2 separate regions of the Homo sapiens genome follow, and region 1 is linked to region 2. The links are chromatin contacts, found by Hi-C or POLR2A ChIA-PET in ENCODE. All regions are on one chromosome and are shown on one strand. Each heading gives the region's core, a stretch centred on a gene start or an enhancer-like site at or near the end of the contact. The rest is flanking DNA. Distances are from core to core; before and after follow the strand shown.

Region 1 (3,152 bases), core at 101-2,600, 2.4 Mb before region 2:
GATCATACCTGCTCTATGCACATCTATGCCACTTCTCTCTCACTCAATGTAAAAACTGATAAACGATTTTAGTTTCTCTTATCTGCCAAACCAGTGCAGGCTGGAATTTTATGGAACATACACGGAAGATTTGTAATTAATAATGCAATTCAACAAATGAAGGGTAGTAAACCGGCAGCATTCACAATGTTCCTTAAAAGTCTGAATGCAAATGCATTAGAAGGGTCCTGCCATCCTCCTATTGTTACTGTATGACAGTTGCTGCTTTAGTCTGTTTAGTCGCCTGTTTAGCCTCAATTGTCACACGAGTCAGTGTGTAATTTCTAGGTATTGCACACACCAGAACCTCAGCCAACTTACAAAACCTCTAAAGACCAATCGATACTGACCACTGCCCCCAAAGCCCTTCTTGTGGATGACGAGTTTGTAGACCTTTGTTGTTCTCATCTTGCACTGTTTTTCCCTTTAGCTGTTCCAAGCTTGGGGCAGAGAAGTCATCTTGCCTCCCTGCCACAGAAATACAAACGAAAAGGTTGGAATGTCAGATTTTTCCTTGCAACCACTCTTTGATTTTAGGCCAGTGAAGATACTGGTGTTCCTCTGCTGTGAAGTGGTGCCAAGTGACTCTCGGAAGAAGTCACTCCTCCAGTTACAAGGAGCGATGGAGAACAAATAGAACCACAGAATCCAGGAACTAAGGGGAATTCGGGCCAGGGGCTAGTCAAACCTAGGAGAAGATATTCTATCACACCCCCATAGGGGAAGCATTGCGCTGAATGGGTGCTCATCACCTTGTCTCCATCTACACCAATAACACCCAAATAGTAAAGAGATCTTAAAAGAGGTTAGCCCACTCATTTTGTAGATGATGAAAGTGTGACTCCGGGCAAGGGACTTGCTCAAGGTCACTCGAGACTTAAGAGACACTCCCACCATTCTCGTTTTGCTGCCAATGTCCTGAGCAAGGCAACCACAAAGAGGAGGAAGGCAGAAGTTCCTTCCCCAAACCTCGGTCTGTGCGAACTCTCAGCAGACCTTCCCTGACTCCGTTTCACAGCTGAGGCCGTTGAGGCTCAGAGAGGGAGAGAGACTTGTCCAAGGTCACACAGCGGAATGGGGATGGAGCCTGGAACTCGAACCTGGGCCAAGGTCCCCTATCTCAAGCCCCCCCAATCCCCAGTCCGGGGCGGGCAGCTCCACTCACCGAAGCTCTAGAGCCCCTTCCCGCCTCTGGCCGGGGCACTGAGGGCTGGACCCTCTCCAGGTTCCCTGCGCCTCCTCCAGATACCCCGCCTACGCCCGCGCGGCCCGCGCTGTTCCGCCCCTAAGCCTGAAGCGCCTACTAGGCCCGCCCCGACCGTGTAGCGCTCACCTGAGAACCCGCGCCGCTCCGGTGGCTCCGCCCCGGGGCCCCGCCTCCTTCCCGCCCTCGCGCCCCCGCGCCGCTCTCGCCGGGCCTCCGTCTCGTCTCGGTGGCCGCACCACTTCCTCATCCGGGGCTCGAGCCGGGGGCGGGGCGTCGTGTGCGGCCTCTTCCTTGGGCCACCTCCTGGCGTTTCCTGCCCTCGAGCACTAGAGCCTCCCGCCCCACGGAGGAAATCCATTTCCTCCTAGTCTATCCGAAGTAGATCCATGGCCACAGAGCTTCGTTTCCGACTCAGTGATCTCCCCACAGGGGAAACGAGATCCGTCAGAGCTCCGTTTTCTGTTATATGAACGAGGTTAATGACTCATGTGGCCTCATTGGGCAGCTAAGAGGCGCCAACGAGAGTTTCTGGGAGGACTTCTGTAAAATGCAAGGGGCTGAGCACGCGAGAGTTAGGGTGATGGCCTCTGCTGGGAAGTGTCCACTTACGGGGGGCTTTTCAAACCCTTGCAAACTCTAAACGACGTTCTGCGCCCCTCAGGTTATTAATAAGAATGGCTGCCGTGGCTTCATAGTCCTTATGTAATCATTGCATCCCTATTACCTGATGGATGCAGGAGGCAGATACTATCCTATTTCACAAACCAGGAAACAGCCTGAGGACACAAAACCCTTCAGAAGGAAGCAAGGACGAATCCTGACCCGTTCCCAGAACGGGGCCTTTAACCAACATCCTTTGGTCATACCCAGGGCACTGCCTAAACTCGCGTCTGTCAGGATATCTTTCTCTCCAAGCAGAAAACCAGAGAGCTGGGTGGGCTGGGTCAGGCTCTGGCCAAGGACTCCTGACAATTGCCAGCTCCGCCTGCTGCCACTGATACCCCCGCCCCCTAGTCCAGTCCACCGTTTCTGACCTGAGCGGCAGCAACTCGATAGGGACTCCCTGCTTCCCCTCTTGAAGCCAGAGAGACCTTATAACTAGAATCGGTGTCTTGGGTCACGCCTCTCCTCTGCTGCTTCTAATCACACTGACTGCTAAATCTAAACGACACAGCACTTGTCTTAAATTTCTTTATATCTTTAATACTAACAGTGCCCATTTCTTACGGATTTGGAAAACTTAAAAATGTTGAAAGAAAAAACATGTTACACTGTAGTGAAAGATTCTGCAGTGGACCAAGGGGACCCTGGGACAGGACAAGCAACGTTCTTAAGCATGGATGCCTTTATGTTGGGACTCAGGAGAAGTTAGGTAAATAATGCAAGTGTTAAGTAATTGCAATTTTTTTGTTTGTTTGTTTTTTTGTTTTTGTTTTGAGATGAGGTCACCCTCACCCAGGCTGGAGTGCAGTGGCATGATCCCGTCTCACTGCCATCTCTGCCTGCCTGGCTCATGCGATCCTCCCACCTCAGCCTCCTAGTAGCTGGGATTACAGGTGCATGCTCAGCTAATTTTTGTATTTTTTGTAGAGACGGGGTTTTGCCATGTGGCCCAGGCTGGTCTCAAACTCCAGAGCTCAAGTAATCCGTCCGCCTTGGCCTCCCAAAGTTCTGGGATTACAGGCACCAATCACTGTAGCCGGGCCTTTTTTTTCCCCCAAGACCAGGTCTAGCTCTGTTGCCAAGGCTGCAGTGCAGTGGTTCTATCATAGCTCACTGCAACCTCAATTTTCTGGGCTCAAGTGATTCTTCTGCCTCAGCCTCCCAAGGGACTGGGACTACAGGCCAAGCCACCACTCCTGGCTGAAATTGTTTATCTTGTAATAAAACATATGTGATACAGTGG
Region 2 (3,078 bases), core at 264-2,763:
CACGCCTATAATCCCATCACTTTGGGAAGCTGAGGTGGGCAGATCACTTGAGGTCAGGAGTTCAAGACCAGCCTGGTCAACATGGTGAAACCCCCGCCTCTACTAAAAATACAAAAATTAGCTGGGCACGGTGGTGCATGCTTGTAATCCCAATTACTTGGGAGGCCCAGGCAGGAGAATCGCTTGAACCTGGGAGGCAGAGGTTGCAGTGAGCCAAAATCACGACACTGCACTCCAGTCCGGGCAACAGAGCGAGACCCTGTCTCAAAACAAACAAACAAAAAAAAACAAATGATCTATCAAGTTTGGAAGAATATTCACCAAAATATTAAAAGTGATTGTCTTAGGTCAGTGGGATTGCAGATGGTTTTTTTCTTTTTTCTTTTTTTTTTTTTTTGAGACGGAGTCTTGCTCTGTCGCCCAGGCTGGAGTGCAGTGGTGTGATGTCGGCTCACTGCAAGCTCTGCCTCCCGGGTTCACGCCATTCTCCTGCCTCAGCCTCCTGAGTAGCTGGGACTACAGGCGCCTGCCACCACACCCGGCTAATATTTTGTGTTTTTAGTAGAGACGGGGTTTCACCATGTTAACCAGGATGGTCTCGATCTCCTGGCCTTGTGATCCGCCCGCCTCGGCCTCCCAAAGTGCTGGGATTACAGGTGTGAGCCACCATGCCCGGCCATTTTTTTTCTTTTTTTGAGACAGGGTCTGGATCTGTCGCCCAGGCTGGAGTGCAGTGCTGCAATTATAGCTCACTGTAACCTCAACCTCCTGGGCTCAAGCTATTCTCCTGCCTCAGGCTCCCGAGTAGCTGGGACTACAGGTATGAGCCACTGTGTCTGGCTCAAGGTCACTCATCTTAAGAATGGAGGGGTCCAAACTAGAGCTGTAAACCTAGTTTGGACAGAGAGAGACCCCTCTGTAATCCCAGCACTTTGGGAAGCCGAGGCGGGAGGATCTCTCGGGTCCATGATTTCGAGACCAGCCTGAGCAATAAAGTGAGACTCTCTCTACAAAAAATAAATAAGTAAATAATAAGTAATTAGCCGGGCGTAGTGCTGCGCACCTGTGGTCCCAGCTGCTTGGGAGGCTGAGGTGAGAGGATCACCTGAGCCTGGGAGGCGGAGGGTGCAGTGAGCCCAGATCTTCGAGCCACTGCACTCTAGCTTGAGCAACAGAGCAAGACCCTATTTCAAACAAACAAACAAAAAATGAGTGACCTTGAGCAAAACCCTGCCCCTCTTAGAACCTCAGATTTGCCGTCTTTACACAGAAGATGGACTTCAAACTCCCTACGACCTTGCCCGGCCCCCTCACGCTGAATTGGCTAGCGGGATGGTTTCCCAAGGGCTCTGCGGGAGACTGCAGCATAGCAGCGCCGCGGCTGCCGAGGGGTTAATACCGTTGGGCTCTTCCCCTTTTCTTGCCCCGCCCCACGGGCACCACCCCCGCCAGGGTTGTACCCTTGACCCCGCCTTCAGGCCTTGCGTCCACCGGAAGTACCCGCGCGCGGGCAGCTCACTTCCGCCCGGCAGGTGACAGCCGCGGGGCTCCGAGCCGCCGGCAGCCCGGACGCACCGGGAGAGCGAGAGGTGGAGGCCGCGGACATTTTGGTGCCAAGCCGAACCGAGCCGGGGCGCCGGGAGCTATTGGGACCTGCGGGTGAGGAAGCGGGGACCCGGGCGAGCCAGGAGAAGAAGTGGGGCGAGGGGTCAGGGGTCCTAGGTGAGGGGTTTGCGGGGTCAGAGGTCATGAAGAGGACGCGGCGCTGCAGGGGCGCGAGCGACGTCCCCAGCCAGAGGAGGAGGAAGGGCTGAGGGTTCGTTCATTCATTCGCGCCCACTTGGCCGCCGGCCTGTTCCTCGGCCGCCCCATACCCGCAGCACCTCCTGGGGCTTCCGCCCGGAGAGACAGGACTTAGGCCCCGAGGAATTCCCCACTGGCCTGAGGGAAAACTCTTCGGGCTCTGATTTCCTCTTTCGGACTCACCTCCATGGCCATCCTGAGGCCTCCTCGTTGTTCAGGGCGTTATCTCTTTGCCAAGGTTGAAAAAGAAGAAAGAAAAAAAAACTAGAAAACGGTCCCGTGCCGCCCGCCTCCGGCTAGGCACTGGCTTGGTCTTGTTTGTTGGAGCCTCTAAGACAAGTTAACTGAATGGAGACACCGGTGATAATGCTGCAAAATAACGAGGGAGATGCTTGCTAGTGGCTATCGAGTCCCTTCTGTGTACCGGGCACTGTGCTAAGCACTTTCCTTACAATGACACATTTAAACTTCACAGCAACCTTTGTGGGGATTAAATATCCCTATTTTATCGATGAGGACCCTGAGGCACAGAGAGGTTAAATCCCACATGTAAGGTCATTCGGGTAGTAGAGGCAAGGCCAGGTTTTCTGCCAGGCTGTCAGAGACCTGCAAAGTACAGAGACAAAGGAAAGACTGGAGTTAAGGTTGGGGTGTAGGGGATATTTAAGACTTTTAGCCAGACATGGTGGCTCACGCCTGTAATCCCAGCACTTTGGGAAGCTGAGGCGGGTGGATCGTGAGGTCAGGAGTTCAAGACCAGCCTGACCAACATGGTGAAACCCTGTCTCCAATAAAAATACAAAAATTAGCCAGACATGGTGGCGTACGCCTGTAATCCCAGCTACTTGGGAGGCTGAGGCAGGAGAATCGCTTGAACCCAGGAGGTGGAGGTTGCAGTGAGCCGAGATCGTGCGACTGCACTCCAGCCTGGGCCACGGAGTGAGACTCCGTCTCAAAAAAAAAAAAAAAAAAAAGATTTTTAGCTGCCGTTGTATTTATTTGGATTTATGTCACGATGTAGCCTTATTGCTTTTTGTCTGATCTTCATAAGGGGCATTCGACTTACTTTCTTTAGGATAAAACAATCCTACAGGCTGTTGCTATTAGTGATACCTTTCAGGGCAAGAGTCTAAGATTTTCCTGACTTTAGGGAACAGTGAGACACAAAACAGGCTATCCGTGAAAACTATTTGAAGATTGTCGAGAACTTCTCTTCAGAGTGGTTGAGCTGCATTCGTTTTGGTCTAAAAAGAGAGGAACCACATGACCTCTAGG

What was found. Hi-C counts contacts between places; a loop is a spot of excess contacts on that map. ChIA-PET counts read pairs that join two places held with the same protein, here RNA polymerase II (POLR2A). Pooled maps may share reads with other maps.
Region 1: a map of ascending aorta shows a loop between it and region 2 (12-fold over the local background). The contact joins the promoter of DEPDC5 here to the promoter of AP1B1 in region 2. A Hi-C loop is called at or near these places in 1 of 168 maps with a recorded cell type or tissue (ascending aorta) and 8 of 50 pooled maps. POLR2A ChIA-PET finds 5 or more read pairs at or near these places in 1 of 52 experiments (naive thymus-derived CD8-positive, alpha-beta T cell).

The regions. Positions count from the first base shown.
Region 1 is chr22:31,752,217-31,755,368 of GRCh38, reverse strand. It overlaps DEPDC5 (DEP domain containing 5, GATOR1 subcomplex subunit), which reads right to left and starts at 1,350. Exons shown (of 43, transcript NM_001242896.3): 1 at 1,205-1,350; 2 at 390-507. The coding sequence starts at 447. RefSeq lists a silencer at 1,276-1,585.
Region 2 is chr22:29,387,005-29,390,082 of GRCh38, reverse strand. It overlaps AP1B1 (adaptor related protein complex 1 subunit beta 1), which reads left to right and starts at 1,513. Exons shown (of 23, transcript NM_001127.4): 1 at 1,513-1,659. It also overlaps a transcript of RFPL1 not described here.